Regions from separate parts of the Homo sapiens genome. Here all the other regions are linked to region 2. A link is a loop called in an ENCODE intact Hi-C map of the cell type or tissue named here. Cell type or tissue: PC-9. All regions are shown on one strand.

The links. A loop is a pair of places that touch in the nucleus more often than their neighbours do. Peaks named below come from ENCODE experiments on the same cell type or tissue, not always from the same donor. Only the 100,000 strongest peaks of a DNase experiment are listed, where the experiment ranks them.
Region 1: a loop joins it to region 2, with 4 times the contacts of the local background. A loop is called at or near these places in 6 of 110 quality-filtered maps.
Region 3: it touches region 2 in a loop (7-fold over the local background); 3 of 110 quality-filtered maps call a loop at or near these places.
Region 4: it touches region 2 in a loop (5-fold over the local background); 2 of 110 quality-filtered maps call a loop at or near these places.

The regions. Positions count from the first base shown.
Region 1 is chr9:98,533,625-98,541,624 of GRCh38, reverse strand. The region is part of intron 3 of GABBR2 (gamma-aminobutyric acid type B receptor subunit 2); the gene reads left to right. Among named protein-coding and RNA genes, the nearest start is that of GABBR2, 170 kb to the left of the region's middle. In PC-9, CTCF peaks have their summits at 3,220 and 4,631 (motif pointing left); a DNase peak (open chromatin) is centred at 2,804.
Region 2 is chr9:98,704,330-98,712,329 of GRCh38, reverse strand. It overlaps GABBR2 (gamma-aminobutyric acid type B receptor subunit 2), which reads left to right and starts at 3,395. Exons shown (of 19, transcript NM_005458.8): 1 at 3,395-3,913. The coding sequence starts at 3,593. RefSeq lists enhancers at 2,009-2,303, 4,056-4,626, 5,198-5,769. In PC-9, CTCF peaks have their summits at 4,799 and 4,999 (motif pointing right); DNase peaks (open chromatin) are centred at 4,999 and 5,339; H3K4me3 peaks cover 2,986 bases; H3K27ac peaks cover 1,356 bases; H3K27me3 peaks cover 2,236 bases.
Region 3 is chr9:98,569,420-98,577,419 of GRCh38, reverse strand. The region is part of intron 2 of GABBR2 (gamma-aminobutyric acid type B receptor subunit 2); the gene reads left to right. Among named protein-coding and RNA genes, the nearest start is that of GABBR2, 140 kb to the left of the region's middle. RefSeq lists an enhancer at 1,485-1,544. In PC-9, CTCF peaks have their summits at 3,252 and 3,458; a DNase peak (open chromatin) is centred at 1,639; H3K27ac peaks cover 1,935 bases.
Region 4 is chr9:98,070,015-98,078,014 of GRCh38, reverse strand. It overlaps NANS (N-acetylneuraminate synthase), which reads right to left. Exons shown (of 6, transcript NM_018946.4): 3 at 998-1,097. It also overlaps a transcript of TRIM14 not described here. Among named protein-coding and RNA genes, the nearest start is that of NANS, 17 kb to the right of the region's middle. RefSeq lists enhancers at 2,576-3,382, 5,843-6,343. In PC-9, CTCF peaks have their summits at 3,224 and 3,426 (motif pointing left); DNase peaks (open chromatin) are centred at 3,414, 5,174 and 5,684; H3K27ac peaks cover 4,236 bases.

The DNA of each region.
Region 1 (8,000 bases), 170 kb after region 2:
GTGTGGCTTATTCCCTCAGTGGCCCTGTGGGCTTGTCTTTGTTACTGATGCTGTCGTGACCATCTAAGATCACAAAGTTCTACCAGGGGGTGTGTTCATCTGTGAGGAGAGTTTTGGGGAAGGGCTGGCTTGGACCGAAGATGCCAATGTCACCTTGGATGGGGTACAGAGTTTTGTTTGTTCTAAGTGACTTACAAACACACCTTAATATATGGTAGGCAATTTTTTTGTTTTGTGTATGTGTTTTGTTGTGGGGGAAAAAAAAGCCAAAATATGGGTAGTAAAAAATGTAAAAGTGTTGCTTTGTCCTAAGCCACCTGAATCATGCTTTCTCTCTGAAAGTTAACTCCTGCTTTCACTTAGGGGTTCATCTGCCTAGAACTTTTTCAATGTATTTGTTTTAAAGCCAAATGACTTCATATCATGTATGTTTCTTTTTTCACTTTACAACAGATCTTAGAGGTCTTGATTAACCTCATGGTTTAAAGGGACCTGGTGTTCTGTCAGATGGGTATATCGTAACTTACCGAGCCAGCCCCTCTGAACGTTGACCACTTTTCAATGGGACAACCATACTCTCATGGCTAGGTGTGCGTCTTGGCAGTAGACTTCTAGAAGTGGATTTGCTGGGCCATTTAAAAATTTGAGAAGGACTGACTTCCAAAAAGGCAGTTCTAATTTCTAGTCCCACCAACAGCATTTGAAAATTCCCATTTTCACATATCCTTACTAACAGTGGATATTAACAAATATTTGAAACATTAGCCTCACTCAGATGAGTACAAAATGGCCTCCTGTCTTTTTTCCCATTTGCTTTGTGCCTCCTCCTCTCCTTTCTATTCCCATGTGTGCTTTTGATACTTGGAGCCTCCAAAAACACAAGACAAACCAAGTGTTCTTAGCAGCCCAAGAGAAACAAACTTTAGCCGTGTGGAGGATTTCCATGTGTGAGTCAGGGGTCTAGACAGACCTCAGCCGGAGCGGTGGGGGCAGACACACAGCCTCTTGCCAGCCTGGGAATGGGGAAAGGCCGGGCAGGGTGGCAAGAAAGTTGGGAGTAGAACAGGGCTGGTAATCAGCAGACCTGGTTTCCACTGCAGCTCTGCACTTACCTTCTGAGGTTCTTGCCCCCTGTCTCTTCCATGGGAAGGAGAGACCACTTCATACATTGGCTGTGTGACCTTGGAGACGTTACCTTGCTTCTCTGAGCTTCGATTCCTCCCCTGTAAAATGGGGACAATAACTTCTTGCATGCCTCCCTGCAGGGCTTCTGCCAAAATCCAATGAGTAATGGATCTGAAAGAGCTTCGTAAACTGTAAAGTTCATACACAGAGAGGGTTGTTTTTGGAGGTGCGTGAAAAGTGGAAGTGTTTGGCCCCACTGTCTGTGGGTATCCAAACAAGGCAAGCTTTTCCCAGGCAAGACTGCTCGTCATCTTCCCACCTCTCTGTTTCTCAGCCCCTAGGAGGAGGCACAAAGGGAACTTGACCTCCAGCGGGAGTGACTCATTGCCAAACGCTGAAGAGGCTTTTGCTGAAAGGCCGCCTTCATAGAGAAGCGAGAAATGTTCTAAAATGAGAGTGAAACAAGTGGATGGTGGAGGATAAGAAGGACCCATCCCATGGCCCCATTAACACTGGACTCTACTAGGATTTAGAGAGACTTGCTTTTTCCTTTTTCTTTTCTTTTTCTTTTTTTTTTTTTTTTTTTAGACGAAGTCTCACTCTGTCACCAGGCTGGAGTGCACTGGCGCAATCTCGGCTCATTGCAACCTCTGCCTCCTGGGTTCAAGCAATTCTCCTGCCTCAGCCTCCCGAGTAGCTGGGACTACAGGCACGTGCCACCACACCCAGCTAATTTATGTATTTTTAGTAGAGACGGGGTTTCACCATATTGGCTAGGATGGTCTCGATCTCTTGACCTCTTGATCTGCTCACCTCAGCTTCCCAAAGTGCTCCCAAAGTGGCATGAGCCACCGGGCCCGGCCAGACCTGCTTTTTTCTAATAGCATCTTTGGCTGTCAGAGCCTGAAGGACCCTTAGAGACATATCTCCTACCCTCCTCATTTTGTAGAAGGGGAAACTAAGGCCCAGAGAGGGAAGGGGACAAAGTTCAAGGTTTCAAGGCACCTCTGAAGTCATGAAAGATTGTTCACAGAAAAGTCAGGACTAAATTTTGGGGTCCTGAACCCCTCAGTTCAGACTTCCCATTTCTCCTTCTTTTCTTCTCTAGCTTCCTGGAATTGCATAGGAACTACCTGCATATAGCCTAAGAGGTTTGAAATTCCCACCAGACTGGTTCTAAAGGGGGTAAATTGTGAGCCCTGACATTGGTTGTGTGCCTTATAGATTCCCAAAAACTCTCACAGACAGCCACCCTGTAAGGAGGAGTGATGGTTCCCATTTTACAGATGGGGAAACTGAGGTTTGCAGAGGGTGGGAGGTCTCTTGCCCCAGGGCGCATGCTGGTAAAGAGCCCAGGCAGGGCTGGAAGCTGTACCCTCAGGCTGTTGCTGTGTGTCCTCGCTACATGGTCCTCACTGGGTAATCTCAGGTCTTGACTGTTGGGTAGCACATCTTTCCCCTTGCACAGCCGTGTCGGGGCCCTCAGCCAGGGTTTCAGGGCATCTCAGTGGGAAACCTTTTTTCCCGAGGACAGGATGCTGCTTGCTGGTATTGCTGGCAAGGACCTCTCTTGATTTAAATCTCTCAGCCCAGCTGACTCCTCTCTGTGCCCAAGGGCTTTGGCATCCCTCTCTCAATGTCTGGGCTGCATCGCTGGAGTGCAGGCCCTGGAAACTCGCCAGGGGCTAACAGCTTTTCATGAGTGCAAAGGAAACTGGATTCCTTTTATGAAACTGGTCGATCAGCAACGTCAAGCACTTCTGTTCCGGACTGGTGCACTGGAAGGAATGTCAAGTGAAAGAAATCCTGAAGTCGGAGGGGGTGGTGGAGGGGCTTTACTCCCACGGAGCTTATTACTGTGGCATTAGGACTATGGAAGCGGGTAGAAGGCTGAGGGCCATCCCACCTGGGGACCAGCTGCTCCTGTGAGCACCTCCAACCTCTGAGTTTCAAGGTAAGCCCATGGTAACCCAGAGGCTGCTCAGGACTTGGGTCTGAGGTACTGATCTCTAGGCCCACTTTGGCCAAGCATGGCTGCGTGACCCCAGGCAATTCACTTTCCCATGCTGACCCTAGGATGTATCAGATCTAGAGCTGCTGCTGGGACCAGGGTTCCATGGAGAGAATTGGCTACTGGAAAGTTTCAGCTTGCTCTGCCATGCCCCCTCTGGATGAAAGATGTAAATGAGACAAAAGAAGGAAGGATTTGGTACCAGGTGGGCTGATCTCTGAGCCCATCCTTGCTAAGTGATGGCTGTGAGATCCTAGGCCTCATAGAGATCCACTTTTCCCTTGTGTAAAATGGGGCTATTTATCCTACCTTGCAGGTACTGAAGATGAGATGGTTAAGTGAGAAAACAGAAATGAAAGATCTCTGTGTAGTAGGTGCTCACTAAATAGCCATTTGCTTCTCCAGTGATTCATGGGGCAAACTGAAAATGCAGGCCCATTCACTCAAAAAATCAGTGTGGCCTCCTATGTGCCATGGTCTGTGATGGGCCCTGTGCTGTGGAGGACCAGAGATCAATGACACAGCCTGGGGGTGAGTGGTGAGGCTTCCTGCATTGTGTTCTCAACTCTGGCTGCTCGCTAGAATCACCAGGGAAATTTTGATTTTAATACAAAATAAAATGTACATTTTTGGATTTTCTTCCATTTCCTTTTCTTCACTTTTAATAGCCTTATTGAGATATAATTTACATACCATACAGTTCATCCGTTGTTAATGTACAGTTCAATTATTTTTTATAAATTTTTTATGTTGGCCAGGTGTGGTGGCTCACACCTGTAATTCCATCACTTTGGGAAGCCAAAGTGGAAGGATTGCTTGAGCCCAGAAGTTTGAGACCAGCCTGGAGAACATGACAAAGCCCTGTCTCTACAAAAAAAAATACAAAAATTAACTGGGCATGATGGTGCACACCTATAGTCCCAGCTACCTGAGAGGCTTGAGCCCAGGAGTTCAAGGCTGCAGTGAGCTATGATTGCCCTACTGCACATTTTAACTTGGGAGACAGTGAGACCCTGTCTCAAAAAAAAAAAAGTATGTGTTTGTGCAACCATCGCCACAATCCAGTTTTAGAACACTCTTCATCACTCTAAAAATTCCCATGTGCCCATTTGTAGTCAGTTCCACCCCCCAGCCCCAGGAATAGTTTTACCTTTTCTGGAAATTTCATATAAATGGAATTAAAGAACACGCAGTCTTTTGCGTCTGGCTTCTTTCACTTAGCGCAGTGTTTGAGGCACATCATGCTGTGGCATGTGGCGGTGGTTTGTTTCTTTCTACTGCTGAGTGGTAATCCCTTGTATGGATGGAGCATCTGGGGAGCTTTGAAAATCCTGATGCCCAGGCCATCCCCAGAGCAACCACACTGGACGACCCTGGTGTTGGAGCCTGTCCAAGCTCTCCAGGTGGCTTCAGTGTGTCGCCAGCGTTGAGAACTCACGTCCTGCGTAATTGGCTCAGAGTCAGGAGCTCAGGGTGGAAGTGACGCCCTCTGGTGGTGGGAGACCTTGAGCTCAAAGTAGCCCCATTCTACCTGGTGGCCTCGGTCTACTTGTGGCCCTCAGCAGGCCTGGGGACTGAGGAGCAGGATGGAGAAGGTGGAGGGAGGCCTTGGTCCAGTGCTGGGGGCCCTGCCAGATGGAAGACAACAGTAGGGGTGTGAAGAGTTGGGTGGTCCACGAAGTCTGTGTTGGAGAGGGATAGGCAGGCAGGTAACCCGTGTGCACATTGAGGGGCTGCGGTAAGGAACTGGAGGGTTGTTGGGAGGCTGTGGACAGAGCCAGAAGAGGGGCATAAGTACCGAGAGTCCAGACCCTGGTGATGTGTGAAGACCCATTGTGGCATGGAGGTGCAGGTCACTGGAATTTAGGGCAAGGAGCTGAGAGGCCAGAGTGCTGAGTGATGTCACATGGGCACTGCGGGCCCAGGAGGGAGATAGGGCTTGGGGTGGAGATGAAGGCAGTGGGCAGGGGATGCCTAGAAAGACAGCAGAGGGAGGCAGAGACATTTGGGTCTCTCCCCCTTTTCAAGTCTTATGGTCTACCCAACCATCCTCACCAAGTTATTCTTTGGGCTCTCAATTCTATGTTGCAGCTAACCAACTAAGTGCTTAAGTACCCGTAAGCCAATCACTTGCTGTCTCTGGGTCTCAGTTTCCCTTTCTGTAAGCTAAGAGAATTGGGCCAGTTGACCTCTAAGATCCCTCCTAGCTCAAAGAATTTTGGATTCTAGGATGTGAGCTTATGGAGACCTGGCCTTTGACCCTGATCCTGCCACTCCCAGGGACATGGTCATGAGAATTACTTGCCTCTTTGTGCCTCTGCTTTGTTTGTTTAAGAGACTAATTTTAGAGGATTTTAAATTCATAGCAAAATTGAGAGTAAGGTACAGAGATTTCCCATACGCTCCCTGCCCCCACACAGGCACAGCCTCCTCATTCTCACCATCCCTGTCAGAGTGGCCCATTTGTTACAACTGATGAATCTACATTGACAGGGCATCATCACCCAGACTCCAGAGTTTACATTAGGGTTCACTCTTGGTGGGGTATATTGAATGGTTTTGGACAAATGTGTAATGACATGTATTCATCATTATAGTATCATTAGAGTATTTTCACCACCCTAAAAGTCCTCTGTCTTTTTACTGATCCCCATAGTTTTGCCTTTTCCATAATGTCGTTTAGTTGGAATCATACGGAATGTAGCCTTTTCAGATTGGCTTATTTCCCTTCTTTAATACGCATTTAACTTTCCGCCATGTCTTTTCATTGCTTGATAGCTTGTTTAGTTTTAGTGCTGAATTAACACAGCTGTCCCTTAGTAACCATGGGGGATTGGTTCCCAGACCCCCATGGGTACCAAAATCTGAGAATCCTCAAGTCACTGATATAAAATGGTGTAGTGTTTGCATATAGCCTATGCACATCCTCCCATATTCTTTAAATTATCTCTAGATTACCTTTAATACCTAATACAGTGTAAATGCTAGGTAAATAGTTGTTATACTGCATTGGGTTTTTTTTTGTGTTATTTTTTGTTGCTCTGTTGTTATTTATTTATTTATTTATTTTTAAAATATCCTCCATCCGGGCTGAGTGTGGTGGCTCATGCCTGTAATCCCAGCACTCTGGGAGACTGAGGTGGGCAGATCACCTGAGGTCAGGAGTTCGAGACCAGCCTGGCCAACATGGTGAAACCCTGTCTCTACTAAAAATACAAAAAAAATTAACTGGGCATGGTAGCGGGCGCCTGTAATTCCAGCTACTTGGGAGGCTGAGGCAGGAGAATCACTTGAACCTGAGAGGTGGAGGTTGCAGTGAGCTGAGATGGCACTACTGTCCTTCAGCCTGGCAACAGAGTGAGACTCTGTTCCCCCGGTGCCCCCCTGAAAAAAAATATCCTCAATTCATGGTTGGTTGAATCCATGGATGAGGAGCCTGTGGTTACCAAGGGTCAACTGTATCCATTGTCAGGATGTACCACAGTTTATCCATTCATCTGCTGAAGGATATCTTGGTGGCTTCTCATTTTTTTGCAATTATTAATAAAGCTGCTCTAAACATCCATGCGCAGGATTTTTTGTGGACATCAGATTTCAGCTCTTTGGGTAAATACCAAGAAGCTCCATTGCTGGATCATATGGTAAGGGTATGTTTCATGTTGTAAGAAAACGCCAAACTGTCTTCCAAAGTGGCTGTACCATTTTGCATTCCCACCAGCAATGAATGAGAGTTTCTGTGACTCCCCATCCTCTCCAGTATTTGGTATTGTCAGCGTTCTGGAGTTTGGCCATTCTAATAGATGTGCAGTGGTATCTTGTTGTTTTAATTTGCATTACCCTCATGTCATATGATGTGGAGCATCTTTTCGTAGGCTTCTTTGCCATCTTTTTTTCATCTTGAGCATGAGGATAATAATAGCACCTACCTCTTAGGGTTGTTGGGAGGATTCAATGTGTTAGGATACTTAAACTACTAAGAAAAGTGCCTGGCTTATCCTCAGCACCATGCAAGGGGCAGCTGTTATTTTTATTAACATCCAGAATCAGGTTCCTTAGCCCGTGGCTGGCCCCTATTCAGGAGCCCCACTGCATGGCTGAGTTTCTGTGCCTGCCATGAGCATGGCTGCCTTTCCCTTTTCTCCCTCCAAGCTCCAAGCTCCAAGACTCCCCACCTAGTCACTGGTCCTCAGTGATCTCGAGGCTTCTGAAGCTGACCTTTCTGTACTGGCGACCTCTCTCAAGTGGCAGGCCCCACTGAGGTGAGGCCCTTAATCTGCCCGAGACCAAAAGGTCAGCATCTGCAGAGCTTCCTCTTCAAAGCACCTGCCCTTTCAGGCCCTCCAGGGCCCTGCCTGGCCCTTTGAAACCTTTACCCCTTGCTAAGTTGCCATCTGCCCCACCAAAAGGGCCTTGGGTCAACTCCTCTAAAGTTGCTGCTTACTCTTCCAGAGTAGTAGCCTGGGAGACACTCCTGCAGGGGAGGACGGGGAGACCCTGGGCTTGCATCTAATCTAGAAGCCACCCTTGTTAGAATCATCATCCTCTCCTGCTGCTCTGAGCAGGAACAAGCTCCTTAGCATGGCTCGAGACCCTTTATGGTCTCTCTGAGGCCTCCTCCTCTGTCTCACCTGCAGTCACTTCTTCCTTTGCCCCTTTGGTCCAGCCACACCTCCATGCTGGCTTCTCTCTTGGCAGGAACATCCTGCCCTCCATCTGGCTCAACCTCCCCAGCTGGCTCCAGGTGTGCCGTCTCTGTGTTCTTCCTCCTCATTTTTCTCCCCATACCAGTTCTTTGCATGATGCAGCACAAGACACCATTTGCTTCCTCATCTCTCACCCACTGTCACTGGATGGGGGATGAGAT
Region 2 (8,000 bases):
TGTGAGAAAAGATTGCTAAGGAAACAGGATTATGCAAACAAGATAATAATTTAAGCCATACAGACCTGGGCTAACACGGATGTTTCATTACTTCCTGGAGGTGCAACCTGAGCACGTTGCTTTCTAAGTCTCTATTACATCTCTTAAAAGGTAGATGAGTTCAAGGGAATCAAGTGTTTTCCACATTCTGGGACTTGGCCAATGCATTTTATTCCAATTAATAAGAAGCACAATGATTAGCCAATTCTCATCCTCTCTTCTGCTTATACCCTGGCCTGGCCACCAAATGTGCTTATTGTAGTAGAGACTCCTAACAGGTATTCCTGCTCACGCTCTTTTCCCCTGCTAACGGTTCTTCACTCTACAGCCAGAGTGATCCTCTTAAAATACATCAGATCATGTCACTGCTCCACCCAGTAGCCTCCCACGGTTGCTGTTTCATGTGCCCTCCCAGTGCTGAGGCCCCATACAGTCCTACCTGCCTTTGACCTTGGATCTGATTGCTTTCCCTTTGCCCACTCTGCTCTACCACATTGGCTTCCACATTGTTCCTTGAACATGCCAGGCACACTCCTGTCTCGGAGCCTCTGCCCTTGCTGTTCCTCTGCATGGAACACTATTCGCCTGTCTCTCTTACTTACCTTCTTTATGTCTTTGCTGAGGAGTCACCTTAGTGTGTCTTTCCCTGACCTCCCTATTTCAAATTGCAGCCCCACTCTGCCAGTCTCAATCCTCTTTCCTGCTTTTTTGTTCACCATAGCACTTTTCATAAATGGGCATACTAACATATCTTCTTCTTCCTATTTATTGTTTCTCTTTCTCCACTAGAATGTCAATTCTACAAGGGCAGGGATTTTGTTCTGGTTTTTTCCTTCCTATATCATCAGCTCCTAGGACAGTGCCTAGCAGGTAGCATGCCCTTCAAAACACTGGTCAAAGGAATGAATGATTATTATAAAGCAAGACGCTGGACCCCAGCTCTGGAGGAACATGCATTCTAGGCTGGTGACTGAGGCAGGAACTCAGACTCAGGAAGCACATCAGGGATGCAGTTACCCAAACTGTAATACCAGGCCAGAGTAAGATCTTGGAACCAGAGGGATGCCCAGGCATTAGGAGTGGGCTGTGAGATCAGAGATTGGCCTGGAGCCATGCTGATGGAGAGTGAGATTGGTGCCCCCTGGGTCAGGGCAGATCCCAGGTCATGCGTCTTGGGGCCAGGTCACCCCACCATAAAAGAAGACAGAGGGGCTGTAGGGCAGGATGCCAGGTAGGGCCTTCAACCCCTTAGTAAATGTCAGGCAAAGTTACCCAGCTTTCAACTTATTCCCAGATGTAGGTGTCAGTGGACACTCTATATTGGCACAGCTTGCAAGGAGGACACAAATGACTAAAGGAAAGAATTAGAAAAAAGAAAAAAACCAAGTGAAAATGTTCATTCAGAAACCTGAGCTAAGGGTTTGAGGAATGGCAGGTGCCAGAAGACTATGACTGGAGGATATTTGTGATGTCAAGTGAGACAGCAGTTGAGCGAGTATCTGGGGATTACACTGTCCTTTGGACCATTTCTTTCCCTCCCTCCCTTCCTTCCTCCCTTCCTGGAGGAGATGCTCAGGTGAGTTCTGTTCATGCAAACCCTCCAGCTTGGGGAAAAGGAAATGCCAAGTGGAGCCGGGAGAGGTGGAGTCTATAGAAGCCTGGAAAGAGAAGTTAGGGCAGAGAGAATTTGGCCTGGTTTCCCTGGCGCTGTCCAAGGTACTCTCTAGTAGTTCTGCTCAGCCTCCACTCACATCTTTGTGCTTCCTAACAACTCAGCCTGGATTCAGAGCTGCCCTTGCCTCACTCCAGTAGAGCTGGTGTGTGGCCATCATCATCATCATCCGGTCCAAATCCCTCACCATATGCCGGAGGGAATCGATGTCCAGAGCAACTGAGTCAGGGCAGTGCTCCTCCTGGAGAGGAAACTTGCAGTCCCACATCCCTGGCTCCCACTGCACTGTGCACGGAGTTCCTGCTGGCTCTGGGTTCCGGTCCTTCAGTAGCTCTGTGTGCTTCCACTAGCTACAGAACCTCTCTGAGCACCAGTGTATTCGCCTGTAAAGTAAGGGTGAGTAACACAGTATGCTTACAGGGCAGTTGTGGGGATTACATCATAAGGCACACAGTAAGTACTCAGCGAAGGTCAAACTTCCATTCTTGTTACAAGGTCGTCGATATCTTCCACAGTCCCTGGTTCAGGCTCAAGTATGTTTTGTGATTTGATGTCCTACTGTGTTCCTCGCATTAATCAGCCCCTGGGACTTTATAGATTAATGATCACGTTTCCTATTCTTGAAGTATGCAGAGGCACAAGGAACCCAAGGTCTTAGGTCAGCTCACTCGGGTACATCTGGCTCGGGACTGCTTTGGCTAAGATTGGCCAGTGCGACCTGGCAGAGAGAGGGCCAAGTCCAGGGGCGCGCGGCCCCGCCCTGGCCTGAGGATAGTGCTCCCACCCCGGGAGACTTCTAGGGCGGGGCCCATCAAGAATGGGGACGCGGGGAGGTCAAATGCCTGGAGGGGGCGGTAGCGCACGTAAGGTTGGGACCCCAGCTTTGCTTGGGGTTGGCAAAGGGCGGTCGCTCCGTCTGGTGGGGAGGAAAGGGGTGTCCTCAGCCAAGGCCCTAAAGGCCGGGCAGCCTGGCACCAACGGGCGTTCGAGCACCCGTGGGCGTCTTCAGCGACCCCCGGGACTCGGTCAGGGGCTCGTGGGCGCCAGAAAAGAACGGGAGAGCGTAGGCTGCAGATGCCTCTGGGACGCCTTCGTGGAACATTCTCCTGCCCAGACCTTCCCGGCCAGACCTCCGAGAAGCGGTTCCAAACCACCGTGCAGGTGCTACAGGCAGCGCTCGGCGGAGCGGCGGCGGCCACTGCGTGTGCCAGCGCGCGGTCCCGGTTCCCAGATCGCTGTCCCCGGGCGCTCTGGTGCCTGGAGGTCAGCGGTCGGCGGGCAGCGGCAGCTGGCGCAGCGGAGGGCCGGGGGCGCGTGTGTGCGTGTGCTGGGAAGGTGGCCCTCCCCGCGGCCGCCGCAGCGCCAGCGCCTCCCCCTCCCCCGGCGCGCACGGCTCGTCCCCGTCCCTGGAGGCGGCCCGAGCCGCCCCTGAGCAGCCTCGCCTTCGCCTCCCGCGTTTCCTGCCGTCCGCCCTCCCCCGGCCGAGCTCCAGGGGCTGCCGCCTAGCAGCTCCCGGCGGGAGAGCGGTTCAGAGCGCGCACGGGGGCGGGCGGAGGCGGCCCGGTGCGGGGCGGCCGCGCTGGAGAGAGGCGCGCGCGGAGACGCCGGCCCCCCTCTCCGCGTTTGCTCGCTTGCTCCCCGCCTCCCGCACTCCGCTCGCTCCCACCCCTTCCCGGCGTGATTGATCCGTCACGGGCGCCGCCGCTGCCGCCGCCGCCGCCGCGGCCGTTCTGAGCCGAGCCGGAACCCTAGCCCGAGACGGAGCCGGGGCCCGGGCCGGCGCCATTGCGCGGGCGCCGCGGGAAGACCTTGGCGCGGGGCGGCGGGCCGGGCCAGGCCATGCGGGCCGAGTGAGCCGGCGCCCGCAGCCCGCGGCGCGGCATGGCTTCCCCGCGGAGCTCCGGGCAGCCCGGGCCGCCGCCGCCGCCGCCACCGCCGCCCGCGCGCCTGCTACTGCTACTGCTGCTGCCGCTGCTGCTGCCTCTGGCGCCCGGGGCCTGGGGCTGGGCGCGGGGCGCCCCCCGGCCGCCGCCCAGCAGCCCGCCGCTCTCCATCATGGGCCTCATGCCGCTCACCAAGGAGGTGGCCAAGGGCAGCATCGGGCGCGGTGTGCTCCCCGCCGTGGAACTGGCCATCGAGCAGATCCGCAACGAGTCACTCCTGCGCCCCTACTTCCTCGACCTGCGGCTCTATGACACGGAGGTGAGTGTCCGGCTGCCCCTGCCGTCGGGGCTTCGGGGGGCATTGGGGTGGGTGGTTTGGACACAGGCAACCTCCGGCCTTTGGTCAGATCCCCGATTGACCGGCCCGCGCCTGCCGAGGGCAGAGAGGGCTGGTGCCCAGTGTTCACCCCCGCGGTCCTGCTGGGCTTGGCTGGCACAGCTGGTAACATTTGCCAAGCACCCCCTCCTCTGGTCTTATGTGTGTATGTGTGTGTGGGGAGGGGTGGGGGTGGGATAGAAGACTGGGGTCTCTTTTGACCAGAGAAAAAGGAGTGGAGAAGGTGGGGGCTGGACCCCCAAAGGCCTACATTGATTGTCCCTGTCCAGGTCCCGCTCATGGGGCTGCGAGGTACCGAGTGGGAGGAACAGGCGCATTGACTGCAAACTGGGCCACCCAGGGCCGGAGGGGCCGCGGGCCTGCTCACAGGCCCCCAGGGAAGCCGAGCCGCGCTTTGAGGTCCGGAAGGCTCCGGAACCCAAGGGGCTTGAGCGTGCAGCGTGGCTGGGCGCCTGGTGCGCGCCAGCAGCTCTGAGCCCGCTCCGCGCGGGCAAGTGTGGGGCCACCGGCTCTGCAGCGCTTCTGCCTGGACGTGCCCGGCGCTGCCTGTGGCCAGAGCGATTTCAGGAGACCCCTGCCTCGGGTTAGTTGCTCAGAAAGTGCCCTGGCAGTTCTCGTCCCGGACGTGCAGTGGTGTCCGGCCGCGCCGCTGCTGTTGGCCGGGCGGCTGCAGGCAGTTTCTCACGGCTCAGGCTTGAAGCATCCGACCTAGCAGCCGGAGCACAGACTTGGAGAGCAGTCCGGAGCGGAGCCAGAGAGCCAAGGGCTTTCCATCCCAAGACCCCTCCCCACGCCCTCGGTTTGGGTTCTGCCTGAAGCCCCAGAGCGGACCTTCACCGCCAGGCCGGGGCTGGAGCGCGCGGAGCGGGTCTGGAGGAGCGATCGCTGGCCGCGCAAGGTCGGGTTTGCGAGTTTTTCCGGACCGAGCGAGCCCCTGTGCTCCGACCGCAGCGTCTGAGACGCGGCCTGAAGGGGGCAGTGATTTCCTGTGCAGTACGCTCGGTTGGCGCCTCTTCCATCGCGCGGAACGGGGCCGAGGCGCTGGGCTTGATCCTGGCTTCCTGGGACTCTCCGGGCGCTTCTGCTGGAGTCCAGGTGCAGAACCCTTTTGGGAGGAGGGTCGCGCTACTGCTCTGGTGGTGCAATCTGGGCTTCCCCTCCTCCTTGGTCGGACCCTCTTTATGTCCCCAGAGAAAGAGCAGAATCTAGATTGTATCTTATTCCCTGCCTCCCCCGCTTCACCGGTGAACCAGCTTGCTCTGCGCTGTAAATAAAAGGTGAAGGAACCGGTGGCAGTTGGCAGCGGTACGCGCAGGCTGCTGCAGGCGGAGAGGCGTCCTCTGCCCCAGAGGATGCAAGCTGGCTGGCTGTGCAGGGCTAACCCGGTGTGAAATCATTTCCGAATGACATTCCTATCGCCCTCGTCTTTGCCTGAGCATCTCAAGTTCTGTGGGGGTACTTGTCTGGCACACATAAATGGAGACAGCAATGCAGTTACACGGAGGCATATCTTCTTGACAGTTTCTCTGTTGCTACTGCACATATTCTTCTGGAGGGGTCACTGCAAAGCCGGTCTTTTGGGGACAAACACATTTTTAGATAGGGCAGCCCTGCTTGCATCATCACCAAGTATTGTCAGCTGCATAATGTTTTCATCATCAGTTTCTTCCCTTTAGAAAGCTTCCCTGAAAGAGATTTCATACTGGCCTGTTTGTGGCAGCAAAGAGATGGGTGCTTCGTTTCAGGGTGTGGGTTGAAGCCTTTACATTTTATTTTTCGAGTGTGTCTTGATGACTTTCTGAGTGAAAGGACCCAAAGTCAAGAGGATGAGACAGTCAGAAGACTCTTCAATTCGTGGGAATATTTAGAAAACAGTGGGAAGGAAGACAGAAGATAATTTTAGCTTCGTGCAAACAGAGAAGTGTCTCTAGCCTTTTGAAGGGGCCCAGAGCCAGGGCTTTGGGGTAGGTGGGGCCTGGGTTTTAGTGAGAAACTGGTTACTTTCCACCCTGGATGACCTTGAGCTGGGTATTTAATCTCTCTAAGCCTAGGTGGGAATATTATGTGTACTCTGCAGGTGACACACAGCTTAAGGAAGATAACAGGCCAGGGTAGAAGATGCCCTGAGCTGGCAGGCTCAGCGGCCAGTGCTCTGGCATGCTGTAAGCACTAAATAAATGTGTCCTGCTGCCTCCCCTCCTCCTCCTCCTTCTTTTTTTTTTTTTTTTTGTTTTTTTTGTTTTGTTTTGTTTTTGTTTTTTTGAGATAGAGTTTTGCTCTTGTTGCCCAGGCTGGAGTGCATTGGCGTGATCTTGGCTCACCGCAACCTCCACCTCCCAGGGTCAAGTGATTCTCCTGCCTCAGCCTCCCGTGTAGCTGGGATTACAGGCATGTGCCACCATGCCCAGCTAATTTTGTATTTTTAGTAGAGATGGGGTTTCTCCATGTTGGTCGGGCTGGTCTTGAACTCCCGACCTCAGGTGATCTGCCCACCTCTGCCTCCCAAAGTGCTGGGATTACAGGCATGAGCCACCGTGCCCAGCTCCCTTCCTTCATTTTTATTTCCTGTGAATTCACAAGTGGCCTTATCTTTAAAGTAGAGGTGCTTTCTCCCTGAGCCAGAGTGAAGGAAGGATCAGTCTAGGTAATTTGCAGCAAAATCTAGAGCGATCTAAAGAATGTTTGTGGCTAGTGTTAGAGTGTTTAGGGTCTAGTTTATTCAGATTGGCTGTCTTTGTGGACACTGCCTAATTATTTGCAGGCTGTGTCACATTGTTTGTAGACTTTAACACAGGGTGGATGTGGTGAACAGATTTTGGCTGGATTTGCTGACATTTGCTGTCAATCAGTGGCCTCAATGGCCAGTGACTATGGGCACCAGTATGGACCTTTATCCATATGATCTGCAGAGAGATGGAGATTTAGCAAGGAATGGGTTAATCTGGTCCCTGGGGACAATCTGTCTCAATAAAGGAGCCTCCTACAACCAGATTGACTCTCTTCTGTAAGTAGAATAGTGGTAGATTTTCAAAACCTCACTCAATGCCATGTGTTGGTAAAAATGAAACAGCCTAACAGAATACCTGTCTATCAGAACCTCTGCTTCTCTGGTGTAACACCAAATGGCTTCAGCAAATACTCGTTTATATATTCCAATGAGGATTTGAACAAGCAAGACAACTGAAAATACAGATAAAAGAAAGCATCAGAAACTATGTAGAAGCATAGAAGTTACTATACCAAGAACCTGGGCTAAAATTTATTGCATTGAGTATTATATTTTAGCTCTGAGCTTCCTGGCAGTCAAGGTAAAAAGGTAAATGTACCATATTACTTAATGTTTGATCTAAAAAATCTGAGAGACAATGACTTTTTTTTTTTTTTTTGAAAGAGTTGGGGGTCTCATTCTCTTGCTCAAGCCAGACTGCAGTGGTACATCATAGCTCACTGCAGCCTTGAACTCCTGGGCTCAAGTGATCTTCCTGTCTTCAGAAATGTTCTCCATGTGATTGTTTCTTATTCTAGCCACACTAATAAAATAAAATAATAGCCAAGGAATGAGTTAAAGATATTTTTTTTCAATTTGATTAATGTTCATTGTGGAAAAGCTGAAAATTACAGAGAAGCATAAAGAAAAATAATTGCCCATAATCCATCTACACAAAAATAATAACATCTAATAATTAGCATCATTCCCTTCCAGTTGTCATTTTTTACTATTTTATGTACTTGAGATCATACTCCATGTGCTCTTTTATGTTTTTTTCCTTCAGTTAACATTGTATCATGGGTTTTTCCCCATGTCCTCAAATCCTCCTTGTAAAGATGATTTTTGGTGGCTGTATACTATTCTATCCTGTGGGTGAACCATACGTATTTAATCATTCCCCTATTGTTGGACCTATATGTTTTCTCATGTGTTACTATCTTAAATCATTCAATAATAAACTTAGAGAAAGTTCAGGGAGCCAAGGAGCCCAGTCTAGGGGTACAACTGTCAGAAAGACCA
Region 3 (8,000 bases), 130 kb after region 2:
TCTCCTTGCCAATTATTCACTCTTTGCCCTGGCAGATTTTATACATCATTGAATGCTCCACCAACATATATACAGTCTATTGTAGGTGAGACTTTCCAGTGTTAGCTGTTATTTGGGATGGGAAAGAAGAGTGTAGAACTATATGACCACCAGGGGTGAGTGGTGGCCCATACACATGTTTACTTTTTTGCTCCATCCATCCATCCATCCATCCATCCATTCACCTATCCATCCATCCATATGTTCACCCATCCATTCGCCTAACCATCCATCCATCCATCCATCCATCCATGCATCCACCCATCCACCCGTTCAGCTATCCATCCATCCACACATTCACCTATCCATCCATCCATCTGTCCATCCATCCATCCACCTATCCATCCATCTTTCCATCCGTCTGTCCATCCATCCATCCATCCACCCATACATCCATCCATCCATACATCCACCCACCCATTCACCTATCCATCCATCCATCCATCCATCCATCCATCCATCCATCCATCCATCCAACAAATATTTTAGGCAACTTACTCTGTGCCTGGATTTTGGTAGGCACACTGGGGATACAATGCTGAACAGGATAGGTATGGTTCACATTATTCTGGAGCTTACATTCTAGGAGGAAGACAGGCAAGAAGCAAGTAAGTAATTAAATAATAATATTATTAAGGTTGTATATGGAGGGTCTGCCATGTGCTAGACACTGTTCTTAGTATTTTTCTGCGTGAACTCTTTTAATTTTTAAATCCACTCTATGCTTTAGGTACCTTATCCCCATTTTATAGATAATGGAACTGAGGCACAGAAAAGCTATCTAACTTGCACAAGGACTCACAGCTAGTAAGTAGTAGGGCCAGGATTTTAACTCAAGCAGTCTGGCCCTTAAGATAAGACTGTAGTAAGGAAACTTGGCGATGACAGAAGGAAACAGGGTGATGAGATATATAGTGACTGCCTTGGGGTAGTCAGAAAAGGTCTCTTGGAGGAGGTGACATTCAAGCTGAGACCCAAAGGGTGAGAAGGAGACCACTGGGTGAAGCGCATTCCATGTCAGTGAATGGAATAGTAAACGGAGGAAGGCAGCTTGTGATAGGAAAGGACCTGGTGTATTCGTGGAACAGAAAACAGGGAAATGGGGCTGGAGCATGATGGGTGGGGAGCCAGGGTGAAGAGAGTGAGTGACAGGGTGAGCAGGAGCCTGACCACATAGAGGATCTGTTTCATTCCACTTGCACTGGCTGAGGACTTCCTCTGTGTCTGGTGCTGCATGCATGGGGTGCTGGGGTGGAGCCCAAGCTTGCAGCCACGAGGGGTGGTGGGCACAAGCTATGGCAGGTGTGATGAAAGAGAGGTGGGGCCCGGGCGAGGGCCCCTCACTTAGCCCCGGGTCAAGGAAGCCCCAGGGCAGGTGCTATGGTAGGTGCATGAAGCTGGCTGCTGAAGGAGGAGAGGGCGTTGGACAGCTGGAGACATGGGGGAGAGCGCCGCTGCAGAGGAAACTGGGCGTGCAAAAGCGGGAGGTGGGAAAGTATGTGGGCTTGGGGAGTGCTGAGTCATTCCTTGTGGCCGGAGCAGGCCACACTGATTGTGGGTGGATGCAACAGGAAGAGGAGACCAGAAAAGCAGCCATGTGCTCTGGTGCAAACCTAACCACAAACCTAACCACACACCTGAAAGCCAGCATGGCTCAGTGTGCCGTGGGAGCCTGGCCTCATGCCCTCAGGGTGCCCAGGACAGCTGTGGAGACCTTGGACCAGTCACTTAGATTCTCTGGGCTTGAGCTTGCTTTCCTGAACATTGAGGAGCACATTCTCTATTAGTTAGAGCCATGTGCTGCCTCCCTGAGCCTCAGTTTCATCATCTGCATAATCAAGGTAGTAATAGGACTGCTTTCATTGGTTTGTTGTGTGGATGGAAAGACTGAAAAAGGATTAGAGCTGTGTCTGGCACACAGTTAGTGCTAACTAAGTGTTCTTTGTGGTTAGTCCTGCCCTGTCTCCTCCCACTCCCCAAGTTGAGTCCCCTGATTACTTGTCATTCCTGGTCTTTCTTGCATTCCCACCTTTTCTTACACTGTTCCTACCACCCAAAACATCCCATTCTTCCTATACCCAGTGTATCAAGTGCTGCCCATTCTTTAAGACCCAGCTTAAATGCTGCCTCCTTCAGGAAGCCTTTCCTGCCTGCTCCTAGGGGGCTGCTAAAGTAGGGCCCTAGAAAGCCTATCACTTCCCCTTGTTTAATTCTAGCAGAGCTTGTGCACAGCCCAGTGTCCCACTCCACTCTGCCTGTCTCTCTCTTAGGGTTTTGCAGATTTGGGGGGGGGTGGTGGTGTTTATAAATGTTTGTCTCTCCAGCTGGGCTGTGAGCTTCTTAAGGACAGAACCTGGACTTTTCTTTTTCCCTGTGCCTATCATTTCACAGTCTTCATTAGAAATCTGCTCAATGATCAGAGGGATGGAGGGAGGTGGGAAGGGATGGAAGGATCTGAAGATGGACGCTTTGTCCAGGCATGAGAGGCTGAGGTCCCAGGGAAATCCCCTGCCCAGAGAGGAATCCAGCTGATTCCACTGATTCTCAGTGTCACTTGGAACCACCTGTCCCTCAGAATTCCCTGAGGAGCTGCAGGAACAAGCACAACGTTGGAAACTCCCAGCTTGCAGACCACAGCTACCTGGCCTCTCCATGAGCAGGACAGCCCTCCAACCTAGAGGAGATGATAAGACATAGAACTGGGTTACAAGATGGGGACTGTGTTAGTTATTTACCACTGGGTAACAAATCCCCCCAAATTTAGTGTCTTAAAACAGCAATATTATGTATTATTTCATTATTTCTCTGGTTCAGGAATTCAGACACACTGAATGGCTTGTGTTTGCTCCATGGTGTTTGGGGCCCAGCTGGAGGATTTGAAGGCTGGGGGCTGGCATCATCTGAAGGCTTGATTAGGGCCGAAGGATCTGCTTCCAGTGTGGCTCCTCTCCATGTGGAGGTCTCCATAGGGCTGCCTGAGTGTCCTCATGACAAGGCAGCTGGCATCCCCCAAAGTGAGTCACGAAAAGACCAAGGCAGAGGTGACAAAGTCTTTTGGGACTTAGCTTTGGAAATTGCATACTATAAGTTCTGCTGAAATCTGTGGATCACACAAATTAGCTCTTATTTAGAGAGGAATAGTACCAAGGTGTAGTGGGAGGTAAGCTCACTGGGTGCTAGCTTGGAGACTGGATACTATAGTGACTAATGTCTGGAGGAAGGCAGGAACTCCAGTTGCCCAGCAAGGGGCACTTGATGCTGAGGCCCTGCCCTGTTTTGCAGAACTCCTGCTCATCCTTCAAAACCCCGGATACCACTTCCTCTGTGATGCCTTCCCTGATCTCCTTCTTTTCCCCCTTTCCTTCAGTGCCGCCCATTCCCCGCTCAAAAAGTAAATTAATTATTTCTTCCTCCGCTACACCCTGCATTCCCAATAGGGGGTGATATCTTCTCCAAGGGAGTAAACATTGGTTCTTGTGGCGAGGCAAAAAAAATCTTACTTTTTTAATGTATAAAGCATAGATATAGATGTAGTACACAAACAGATCTATGCATGCCTGTGGTATTACAATTTCACCAGGGGGCAAGAGTAGGAAAAAACAGCCAGAAAGACTTCTTAGGAGACTAACAGTGAAACGAAGGTTGAGAAACACTGTTCTACATCCTTCTATATTGTGTACAGTATTCTCTTATTAAATAAATTTCATGTCAATGAATTGTACACTTAAAATTGGTAAAGATGGTAAATTTTATATGTATATTTTACCTCAATTAACAAAAATAAAATTTAAAAAATGGGCTGGGCATGGTTGCTCATGCCTGTAATTCCAGTGCTTTGGGAGGCCAAGGCAGGAGGATGGCTTTAAGCCAGGGGTTTGAGGCCAGCCTGGGGAACATAGTGAGACCTCATCTCTACAAAAAATTATAAAATTTAGCCGGGTGTGGTGGCACACTCCTGTGGTCCCAGGAACTTGAGAGGCTGAAGTGGGTGGATTGCTCAAGCCTAGGAATTCAAGGCTGTAGTGAGCTATGATCATGCCACTGCACTCCTGCCTGGGCGAAAAAGCGATACCCTGCCTCTATTAAAAAAAATAATAAGTGTTGTGAAAAATAATTTGTTCTATATGCCAGTCTTCCATATCAGATTGTGAGCTTCTTGGGGGCAGCCCTTCCCCACCCCTTCCTTCATCTCCTGGTTCCCAGTGTCTGGCGCAGGGTCTGGGCTCACAGTAGGTCCTCACTGAGTACTGAAATGTGCTAAGTGCAGAGGATAGGTGGACGGAGGGGCCTGAGATGCTGCATGGCGGAGCCTCTCACAGTGTGGCCCTGACTGTAGGGCAGGGAGGGCGGTGGACCATGCAGAATCTCAGCCTCCACCTCCACAGAATCGCTCTGCATTTTCCCAGGCTCCTTGTGGGGGAAGATGCTCACACCCAGACAATACTGCCCTAGCATTCACTACTAGACACTGGGGCTGGATCAACGGCTGCAACTGGACGTGGATGGGGCATGCTGGGGGGGCTTGGAACTGGAGGGTACTCAACAGTTTGGACTTCTCTGAGGACCTGGGAGGCAGAATGGTAGATGAGCCCAAGAGAGTGGATTTCTCCCAGGCTTGTGCAGCCAGGCAAGGAAGATATAAGAACAAAGATCAGGATCTTGATCTGGGAGTAGCCTGGGAGCCTGGATTCCTGCCTCCTTCTCACTCTCAGGAAACCTAGACCCATTTATTATAAGCCAGACTCTGTGGACCTCCCAAGCCACCCCAACCCCAACACAGGGAGGCTAAGCTTGTTTCCAGAGATGGTGAAGGGGTGGATGGGTGGGTCTACAGGTGCCCAAGGGATTTGATAAATCTCTTAACTTACTCAAGACTGGGCTTCAAAACAGAGCTTCACAAATGGAAAACTGCATGGAATTTGTGTAATTGAAAAGGAGCTCTGGCGGCCCTTTTTGGAGGAGCAATGCTTGCTGGACAGAGACAGCCAGGAATGCGTAATCAGTTGTTTCTGTTTCCTTGTGTCACAAAAATAGGGATTCACACACCAGAGGGGTGAAAATTCACCCTGGTGCTGAAACGGGTTAAATTTAACTTTTGCCTTTTGCTGGGCCTCTTGATTCATAGCTGCTGCATAGAGAGGCTAATATTGTTTTAGTCGTGATGTGAGTCACTTAGCCACTGGGAACCTGTTTCTCCCTCTATATGCAAGGACCTTCATAGAGTCCAGGGTCTGACATGCAGGTGAGATTGGTTCTGTCCCTCTCCAAACTGTCAGAGCCTGCTCAGGGTGCAGGGCTCTGATCTGGGCCTCATGCTGGGAGGAACCCACTAGGGCATGACCCAGGAAAGCATCAGGGAAGGGTCAAGGTCTAGACATTGGAGAGCTGAGGGTGTTCAGCCTGGAGAGCACATGGGGCACTGGGGAGGAGGGAGGAGTCCAGGCCTCCAGCATTGCATGGCTGTCTTTGATAGATTTTGCTGGTCTCTGGTGCAAGTGGGGAGAAGCAGGAGCCACGGCCAAAGTTATCAGGGAGCAGCGTTTCCACCTCCTGCAAGCAAGCCCTGCCTCTGGAAGCTTCCAGCATGGAGCACGCTGCCTGGCTGTGAAGTCATGAGTTCCCTGTGGGCCAAGGTTCCCTGAGAAGTCCAGTTTCAGCCAGGCCTGCTGTTGGGGAAATTTAATACACAGAGTAGGCATAGACCAGGTCAGTGGCTCTCCAACTATATGGGAAGAGTCACTTACGGGGGTTCTTGGTAACAGTGCAAATTCTAGGGCTCCACTCTGAGCAGGTCTAGGTTAGGGGATTTATCAGATCCCTCTAGGACTGTATTCCCCGCTGATCAAAACCACAGCCATTTCAGTACCAGTGGCTCAGGTGACTGTGATGCTGTTGGCCCCTGGAGACTTGCCAGGCCAGGAGCTCTCTAAGGCCTGTTCATCCCCCAGACACCTGGGCTCTTTAACAAATGCTGCTGGTCCAAAAAACTCCAACTGATGCTGCCCGTGTGGGAAAGAGGACATGGAGGCGGTCACAGGGGGATGCTGCCAGGGCAAGTATCCCAGTGCCGCTAGGATGAAGCTCACAGTCCATGGTGGGGCACAGTCCATGGAGTGCACCATCACCTTGCCGTTTTCCCAGCCCACCTCCTGCCCCTTCATGCTGCCAGCCTCAGTACAGGCTGCTGGCAGGACTATGCTCATTCTTCCTGGTGCAGCTTGGGTGTCCCTTCTTTGCAAAGCCCCCCATGGCCTCCCCTGTGCTTCCTGACCTGACCTGCACATCCCTCCCAGGGTGTTTGCTATGTCTGCCCACCCCCGGCCTGCAGCTGCCTGAGGTTAGAATTGTGTCTCATTCACCCTGCCCCTCGGCCTGGTACAGGCCTGGCAGTGATGCCAGAGCAGTGCTCAGGGCGTATTTGCTGACGGAGAGCCAGGTGCCTGCCTTCTAGGCCTTGGGTTGGTCCCCTAACAACCAAGGGCACGTCATCAGAGTGTGCCAGACCTAAAGTCACCCAAGGACTCTCCAGCTGCAGCCTCTTGTTAAACGGACACAGAGGGAGCCCTAACACAGCCTTGGGCTCAGCCTCAGCCCGCATCTCCCATCTCAGGAACCCCCGCCCCCTGGTTTTCTAACTGATAAGTTTCCTTTGCAGTTTTTTTCAGTCCCACCCAGAATCCTGTCCTCAGAGACCTAAGGGTGGCTTGTGTTTGCAGTTTTTGGGGCAGTCCTGCAGATCTCCCACCAGCCTGGTTTGTCCTGAAAGCATGGGGCCTGGGAAAAACCAGGAGAATTTGGAGCTGGGTGGGGAAGATGGAGACAGAGCATGGGAAAGGTCCAAGAGATGCTAGCAAGAGGGAGTTAGACATCCTCAGAGACCAGGACCACACTCCTTCCTGCTTGGGAGTGAGATTATCGCAGCTTCAGCTTGCAGACAGAAATCATCTTGCTGATGAAAATAAAGTCAGATTCCTAAAGGGATAAAGGGCTGCTCGTAGGAAAACGCAAACACTATTTCCTCAAGAACTGCATCCCACAGAGCTTGTCCTTTAAAAGGCAGCCGTGGCAGATTATTAAATTGTAGATGCATTTCTCCCAGCGCTGTCCCCAGCCGCCCCTCGACAGCCCACCCTGCCTTGTGGCCCACCTTGGCACTCCCCACGAGGACCTTCCTGGGAAGGAACATTTCGGCTTGTGTCATGGGGCTGTCTCCTTGGAGAAGTTCATGTGAGGGAGTGGAGGCAAGGAGGACTTTCAGATGGGAGGATGTTGACTCTATGTGTGTAGAGGTATTGGCAATGGAGTCCCAATACGTTTAGGACTTGATTTCTGAAAACTCGAAAGCATGCCTGGTTTTGACATTTAAAAAACAAATCAGTGAGAACCCCCAAATCAGGCCTTTTGCTATTTACTGAATTCTGGCATCATTCTAAACGGTCAGTCAATGCCATTTTGTTTCATAGGAACAGAAATTTTGTGATCTGACATGATTTTCTCAAATGATTATTTTATTAAACTGTAGGCTGTCTGAGAAATCAAAAGATTGCTTGTTGCTTAGCTGTGGCTTGTGGAATTTGAGGTAGATTCATGGAATGGCAGAGGTCGTAGAGGCTTAGCAGGCATTAGGTCCAGTCTCCCTGTTGTACAGGCTGAAAAACAGAGACCAGATGGGGTAGGGGCCTTGCCAAAGTCTCACAGTAACAGCGACACTGGGCTCCGTGGCTCACCCTCCAGCACTTTGCAGCATGTGCCATGGTCTGATTTTCTCTCCCTTAGCCTCACTTTCCTGTTATGTAAAATGGGAATAGCAAACCTGCCTTCTATGTTTTATGCAGTTGTTTTTTCTCCAAGGGAAAGCGCTTTTATAAACTGTAATCCAGTAGCTGCTGTTATGATGCCCAGGACTCCTTTACTAGAAGCAGATCTCTGATTACGGCCATTGGAGTTTAAAGCTTTGCATG
Region 4 (8,000 bases), 630 kb after region 2:
AGGAAAGGTGGGCTCCCCTCTGCCCCCCGACAGTGTTCTTGAGCAAAAGGAACTGAATTAAAGAGGCAGAGGAATTTCACACTGCCAAGAGGAAAATGAGTATCTTATCTGATTAATAGGTTGTATACCATGGCAGTACAGTAGAATGAGTGCTGATTCAAGAGTGTGAATGAATGTGAGGTGTGGAGCTGCCACTTCTAGCTGTGCCTGGGCAGAGTACTGTCCGTCTCTGAGTCTCAGAGGCCTCCCCTGTGAAATAAGTATCAAGCATCATAATCATGACCTGTTTCAGTCCTAGGAGTGTTATGAGGATCAAATGAAATTGTTCATGTTGTAAAACCACTTTACACGATCATGTCCCACTGCGGTCTCAAACTCAAGCAATCCTCCTACCTCAGCCTCCCGAGTAGCTGGGGCCACAGTAATGCACCACCATACCCAGCTAGGTTTTATATATACTGTCATATCCTTAATTTCTTATAAATTTTAGTTAAAAAATTTTCTAGGACAGGTGCAGTGGCTCACACCTGTAATCCCAACACTTTGGGAGGCTGAAGTAGGAGGATCACTTGAATCCAGGAGTTCAAGACCAACCTGGGCAACATAGACAGACCTTGTCTCTATTAAAAAAAAAAAAAAATTCTTAAAAAGAATTTCTAAATGTCTTATAAAAACTGTCATATTCTTAATTCATTTTCTTTCAAATTAGCTTACAAAAAATGGAAGTACAGGCTGATTGAAAAGAGGTTTCTGGCAGGGCACAGTGGCTCATGCCTGTAATCCTAGCACTTTGGGAGGTCGAGATGGGAGGATTGCTTTAGGCCAGGAGTTCAAGACCAACCTGGCCAACACAGCGAGACCCTATCTCTATTTAAAAAAATGAAAAGAGGCTAAAATTTGTCTTCATGAAATCTGCTGAAAGTGGGCCACCATGAGGGGAGTAAAAATATGAAGGTTTGGACTCCCTTCGATTTTAAGTCAAAAATTAGACACTTACCTTTTTTGGCTGTCTTTTCCAGATAAGGAAAATTATTAGTGTCTCCAGATCCAACTTTGAAAAATGGAACATTCAGTTCATGCAGGAATTCAACTGCCATCTACAAAAATCAAAGAGGGAGCTCCTTTTCACCATTGTCCAAAAACACTGTTGTTATGACAGGCAAGGAATAACATACAAGTAGAAAAACCCCTCATCTTAGGCAGTAGAGGGACGCTCAGCAACTTGAAAGCAGGCAAAGATTTGTTCTCAGTCATTTCATTCAAATGCAAACATTCATTTGCATCCACCCATCCATTAGCCCAACAAACGTTTGGTGCTGGTCTTTGCTGGCTACAGGAATCTGGAAAAGGGCTGGGCGTGGTGGCTCATGCCTGCACTTTGGGAGGCCGAGGCGGGCAGATCACCTGAGGTCAGGAGTTTGAGACTAGCCTGACCAACATGGTGAAACCCCGTCTCTACTAAAAATATAAAAATTAGCCGGGTGTGGTGGCGGGCACCTGTGATCCCAGCTACTCAGAAGGCTGAGGCAGGAGAATCACTTGAACCTGGGAGGCGGAGGTTGCAGTGAGCTGAGATCATGCCACTGCACTCCAGCCTGGGCCACAGAGCGAGACTCCATCTCAAAAAAAAAAAAGAATCTGGAAAAGAACCTTTCCCCTGGCCAGACCCTACCTGCCCCAGGGGCCCAAGGCCAAATGAACAAACATGAAACGGTCATGACCTAATCCTGACCCAGAAAACCAGGCAGTGAAAACATGAATAGCCTCAAAGGCTTTCCCTTCTACTCGGCCAAACGAGCAGGAAAAGGGGCTATTTCAATTCTTGGCGAAAGGGGGAAAATGGAGCATTTTTTTGCCCAGCCTCTACATAAGGATCCATGGCTGGCAGGGCCCATTCAACCCGAGCCCTTTCAGGCCTCAAAGCACGCTGCCTACTTAAAAGTGAACCTCAGTCACTTTTTTCAGATATAACGTCACTGCTTGAGGTTACCTATTTAGTGCTCTTCAACATCCTTCTCTAGTATTCATCAACAAGACTCAGGAAATTGGTAAATGTCAGCAAATGCTTGCTGAAGGAATCAGTGGATCACAAGTTATAAGAGTAAAATCTCAGTTTGCTGTCAAATTATAAGAACTCAAAAACTTTTTATTATCATTTCTTTCCAGCTTCAGTAAGGTGTAATTGATATACTAAAAACTGCACATAATGTAATTTGGTGAGTTGGGACTTAAGTATACACTACTGCTACCATCAGCACAAGAGTAATAAACATACACATCACCTTCAAAAGTTTTCTTGAGTCCCTTTGTTTTGTTTTGAAGTTGGAAATCAAAAGTCGAAAAAATCAATGTCTCTGAATGGTGACTCAGAAATAAGTTAGGGCTTAGTGAGTTGCTCACACTTGATCACATGGGCACAAATCTTTCCCTCTCCCAGGGAAGTTGCTGAAATGAAATGCAAACTCTGATTGGTCTAGGACCGACGGACCGACGGACCAACCAACCTACCTCCCTTCCTGTCTCCTTCCCTCCCTCCCTTCCTTCCTCCCTCCCTCCCTTTCCTCCCTTTCCTTCCTCCCTTTCCTTCCCTCCCTCTCTCCCTTTCCTTCCTCCCTCCCTCCCACCGTTTCCTTCCTTTCCTCCCTTCCTTCACCTTTCTCACTGCTCTTCCTCTGCTTTATTTTTAACTCTTCTCTTTTCCCCTTCCATCTTTTTCTTTTCTTTTGTGGTAGAGACGGGGTCTTGCTATGTTGCCCAGACTGGTCTCAAACTCCTGGGGTCAAGCAATCCTCCTGCCTCAGTCTCCCAAGTAGCTGGGACCACAAGCACGTGCCACCACATGTGGCTAATTTTTTTTTTTTTTTAATTTGCTGTGGAGATGGGGTCTTGCTATGTTGCCCGGGCTGTTCTCAAACTCCTGACCTCAAGCAGTTGTCCCACCCTGGCCTCCCACAGTGCTGGGGTTGCAAGCTTCAGCTGCCATGCCCAGTACCTTCCATACCTTTCCACCTCACTCCTTCCTGTTTGTGTCTCATAACACTGCTAACTAGCCCTAAGACAGAACTGAAAAAACATCAGTTTTAAATATATTTTTTCAATAAAATCTAATTTTCCTACCCTTCTCACTTCATTTGGCAGATGAAGAGAGTGCTTTCTGTTTAAAGAAGGAACCTTCCACTGAGTTTTCTTTTGTATAATGTTCATCTTGTGGGAGTGTGGTGTGGCCCACCAGGGCATAAACAGAAGCAGAAACCCCCCCAAGAGAGGGGCAGAGCGATCGGGGCAAGGAGGGGGGACAAGTGCAGAAAAACACCTTGTGAAAGCTTACCTACAGAGGCTGTAAAATCTGCATGGAATTCTGTAATTTTCAAGTAAAGAAAAAGGCCAATTCCTGCTGGAAAGGGAAGGGGCGCCTCATTTTGCCGCCTCCTGGGGAGCCAGCGCCACCCAGTGGACATTTAGAAAACTGCCACTCAGAGCCATCGGGCAAAGGGAATCTGAGTAATCTGGAAGATCCTAACTTTCAGCCCTAAGACAGTATCGCTGTGCCTAGGGGCTACTACAGGCTGGGTCAGCAACTGGTGACCCCTTTCTCTTCAGGGACTCCTTGACTTCCCCTAGCCTGCCGACCGTGCTATCGGGTTCCCTCTATCTGGGGTTCCATGCAGCCCGGCAGCCTCAGCACTCCTCTCTCCCTCCTGCCCCATAGCACAAAGTCTGTGGGAGTCTGAAGGGAGCTCAGGCATGTACAACTCTCCTCGGGCTCCCAGCTGAGTTCAACATGCAGAAATGGGTCCCATGGATAGCCTCGTTTGGGAGAAACACTACCCTGCCTTAATGCCTTCTTAGAGGGTCCCAGTAAATCAACTTAGCTGAGTTCCAAACCCAGTGTTTCCCAAACTTATTCGACTCAGAACTTTATTAATTCTGGCCAGGCATGGTAGCCCATGCCTGTAATCCCAGCACTTTGGGAGGCCAAGGCAGGAGGATCATTTTAGCCCAGGAGTTTGACACCAGCCTAGGCAACATGGCGAAATCCCGTTTCTACAAAACATATAAAAATTAGCCGGGTGTGTGGTGTGTGCCTGCAGTCCCAGCTACTCAGGAGGCTGAAGTGGGAGGATTGCTTGAACCCAGGAGGTTGAGGCTGCACTGAGCTGAGGTCGTGTCACTGCACTCCAGCCTGGGTGACAAAACAAAAAATAAACCAAAAAACCCTTTATTGATTCTAAATCAATTAATGAATGAGGGTGGACAACACGTGCCCACAGAACCCCATTTCTGTACTGTGTCCTGTGGGACACTCTGGGAACTGCTGATCTGAGTCAGGGGTAAGGAAAGAGAGGAGTGGAGCTGAGATTTTTCTAAAGTCCCTTCCTCTCCCCTCAGGTTTTGGATCCTTCAGGATTGGAAAAAAAAAAAAAGAAGCCCAGGCCAGGCGCGGTGGCTCACGCCTGTAATCCCAGCACTTTGGGAGGCCGTGGCGGGCAGATCACGAGGTCAGGAGTTTGACACCAGCCTGGCCAACATGGTGAAACCCCGCCTCTACTAAAAATACAAAAATTAGCCCGGCGTGTTGGTGTGTGTCTGTAATCCCAGCTACTCGGGAGGCTAAGGCAGGACAATTACTTGAACCTGGGAGGTGGAGGTTGCAGTGAGCCAAGAGCATGCCATTGCACTCCAGCCTGGGTGACAGAGCAAGACTCCGTCTCAAAAAAAAAAAAAAAAAAAAAAAAAAAAAAAGCCCATGGTGATGAGCTGGGGAGAACAGGGAGTCAGGGGAAGGGTGTAGCCACAAATAGGCTGGGCCAGCCTCAGGGCAGCAGCCTGTCAGAGGGCACCGTGCCTAGGACAGAGGCAGGTGCTGGAGGGAAGGGCGGCTTTGCTGGGATGGCCACTGTGTGTGAGGAGAGCATGTCCCTCAGGAGTCACCTTTTTGGTCATGGCTTCCATTTGCCTTCTCAATAGAACTTTCCTTTTAGACTAAAGACATTCTGCTGTTTCACCTGAGTTCCACAGCCTTGGTGCAACTTTCAACCAGAAGCCCTGACGGTTTTCTTGGCCTTAATAAAATTCTGCCACACCTTAACCTTTCCTCAGCACACAGAGAACGCCCTAGAACAGCATACAGTGTGGAGAAAATATGCATTCAATAAATGCCTGTTTCTATAAGGAAGTTAGGGTAGGTAAACACTGGGAGCCACTTGCTAGGTAAATACAGAACAAGGAACCAATCTACCTCCAACAGTTTGACAGAGGGCAAGGTAAATTAACTCTCGTAAAGGCTCTTAAAGAATGCACTTTCCTGCCGGGCACGGTGGCTCCCGCCTATAATCCCAGCACTTTGGGAGGCCGAGGTGGGTGGATCATGAGGTCAGGAGTTCAAGACCACCCTGGCCAACATGGTGAAACTCTGTCTCTACTAAAAATACAAAAATTAGCTGGGCATGGTAGCGGGCACCTGTAGTCCCAGCTACTCGGGAGGCTGAGGCAGAGAACTGCTTGAACCCGTGAGGTGGAGGTTGCAGTGAGCAGAGATTGCGCAACTGCACTCCAGCTTGGGCGACACAGCGAGACTCCGTCTCAAAAAAAAAAAAAAAATGCACTTTCCCTCACTGCCTGTGCCCTAGGTCAGGCAGGGGACTAGCTGGGGACAAAAGGCATTCCTCATCCAGAGGAACCTACCTGCCCAAATAGGCTGAGGCAGAAAAACTCCAAAGGGTTCTGAGTCACAGAACAGCCATCGCTGGGTGAGTGTAGACCTGGCCCTGTGCTGGCACCCCACGGGTTTAGCTCCCTGAATCCTCCAGATAGCCCCAGGAGCATCTTAACAATCCTGTTTTTACAGACGGGGGCCACTGCGGCTCCAAGGTTACATGAGGAGCCCAAGCCACACAGAGTGTGAGCACCAGGAGCTGAGCTCAGAGAGCCTGACTCTAAAACACCCATCACAGACACCAAGCAAATGGGCTGCCTGGGGAGCAGAGGGAAGGAAAACCAAGGAGGAAGCCCCGCTGCAAACACCAGACTCCTCCCTATCACCCAACTGCTCCGGGTTCTCAACCGATGCCACCTGCAGGGCACGGCCTAAAGAAGTGACTCCGCCTTGGCAGCCTCACGGGCAAGGAGGCACCTTTCTCCTAGGTCAGATCCAGGAGCTCAGGGAGCTTGCATTTCCAGGAAACGTGGACGGAAGCAGAAAAGTCCCCAATCCAGGTGCAAGTCACCTTGATGACATCTTCCCTGGTTCTGCGCTGACTCAGGACATCAGAATAGAGAGAACCACTGGATGGTAGCTTGGTCACACACGGAAAATGAAATGGTGGCCCAGGCAGGGAAGGGGCTCACCAAGGTCACACTGAGAGTTAAGGACAAAGCCAGGACAAGTACCCAGATGTCCCAGCCTGCAAGTACCCAGATGTCCTAGCCCTTAGCCCAGGTTGCTTTCCTTAATTGTAACTGATATTCACTGAATACTGATTGTGTACTATGCTTTATATTAACGATCACATTTAATCTTCACTTTCCCTCCCAGATGGGTTCTGCTAGGAAGCCCACTTTACAACTGAAGAAAACAGGCACAAAAAGGTTAAATAACCTCCACATGGATATACCAAAAATAACAGGCAGAGCCATATTCAAACTTAAAATCTGACCCTAGAGTCCATTCACTTGGCCACTGGGCCATATAGCCCGGGTATGGGCCACACAGCAGGGTGTGTACCACAGAGCTGGGGTGTGCATCATACAGTCGGGGGTATGTACCATACAGCTGAGGTGTGTACCATACAGTCGTGCCATCATATAGCCAGGTACACACCACACAGCTGGGGTATGTGTATACAGCATTCAGCATGGAGTCCCAAATGTTTTCATCTTCAAATTCTTAAAAATTACTAAGGAGGCCAAGTGCAGTGGCTCACACCTGTAATCCTAGCACTTTGGGAGGCCGAGGTGGGAGACTGTTTGAGGCCCAGAGTTTAAGACCAGCCTGGGCAACATAGGGAGACCCCATCTCTACAAAAAAATTTAGAAATTAGCTGGTTGTGGTGGCATGGACCTGTAGTCCCAGCTACTAAGAAGGCTGAGGTGGGAGGATCGCTTGAGCCTGGGCCGTCAAGGCTGCGGTGAGCTATGAGCTATGATTGTGCTGCTACTCTCCAGCCTGGGCAACAGAGTGAGACCCTGTCTCAAAAAAAAAAAAAAATTACTAAAGAGTCTGCAGATCTTTTTTATTTTTATTTTTTGATGTGGTTTTATTTATTCGTATTTGCTGAATTAAAAATTAAAATTGTGACCAGGCGCGATGGCTCATGCCTGTAATCCCAGCACTTTGGGAGGACAAGGTGGGCGGATCACCTGAGGTCGGGAGTTTGAGACCAGCCTGGCCAAATGGTAAAACCTCATCTCTACTAAAAATACAAAAATTAGTCGGGTGTGGTGGCGGGTACCTATAATCCTAGCTACTCAGGAGGCTGAGGCACAAGAATCTCTTGAACCCAGGAGGCAGAAGTTGCAGTGAGCCAAGATCACGCCATTGCACTCCGGCCTGGCCAACAGAGTGAAATAAATAAATAAAATAAAAATTTAAAATGAAAGCTGGGCACGGTGGCTCACACCTGCAATCCCAGCACTTTGGGAGGCTGAGGCAGGCAGATCACCTGAGGTCAGGAGTTCAAGACCAGCCTGGTCAACATGGTGAAACCCCGTCTCTACTAAAAATACAAAAATTAGCTGGGCATGGTGGCATACACCTGTAGTCCCAGCTACTTGGGAGGCTGAAGCAGGAGAACTGCTTGAACCTGGGAGGCGAAGGTTACAGTGAGCCACAATCGTGCCACTGCACTCCAGCCTGCGTGACAGCAAGACTCTGTCTCAAAAAATAAAATATAAAATAAAATAGAGGAATCTTTTCTTAATTTTAAACTTTGAATTTTGAGATAATGGTAGATTCAGGTGCAACTGTAAGAAAGAACACAGAGAGATACTATATACTCTTC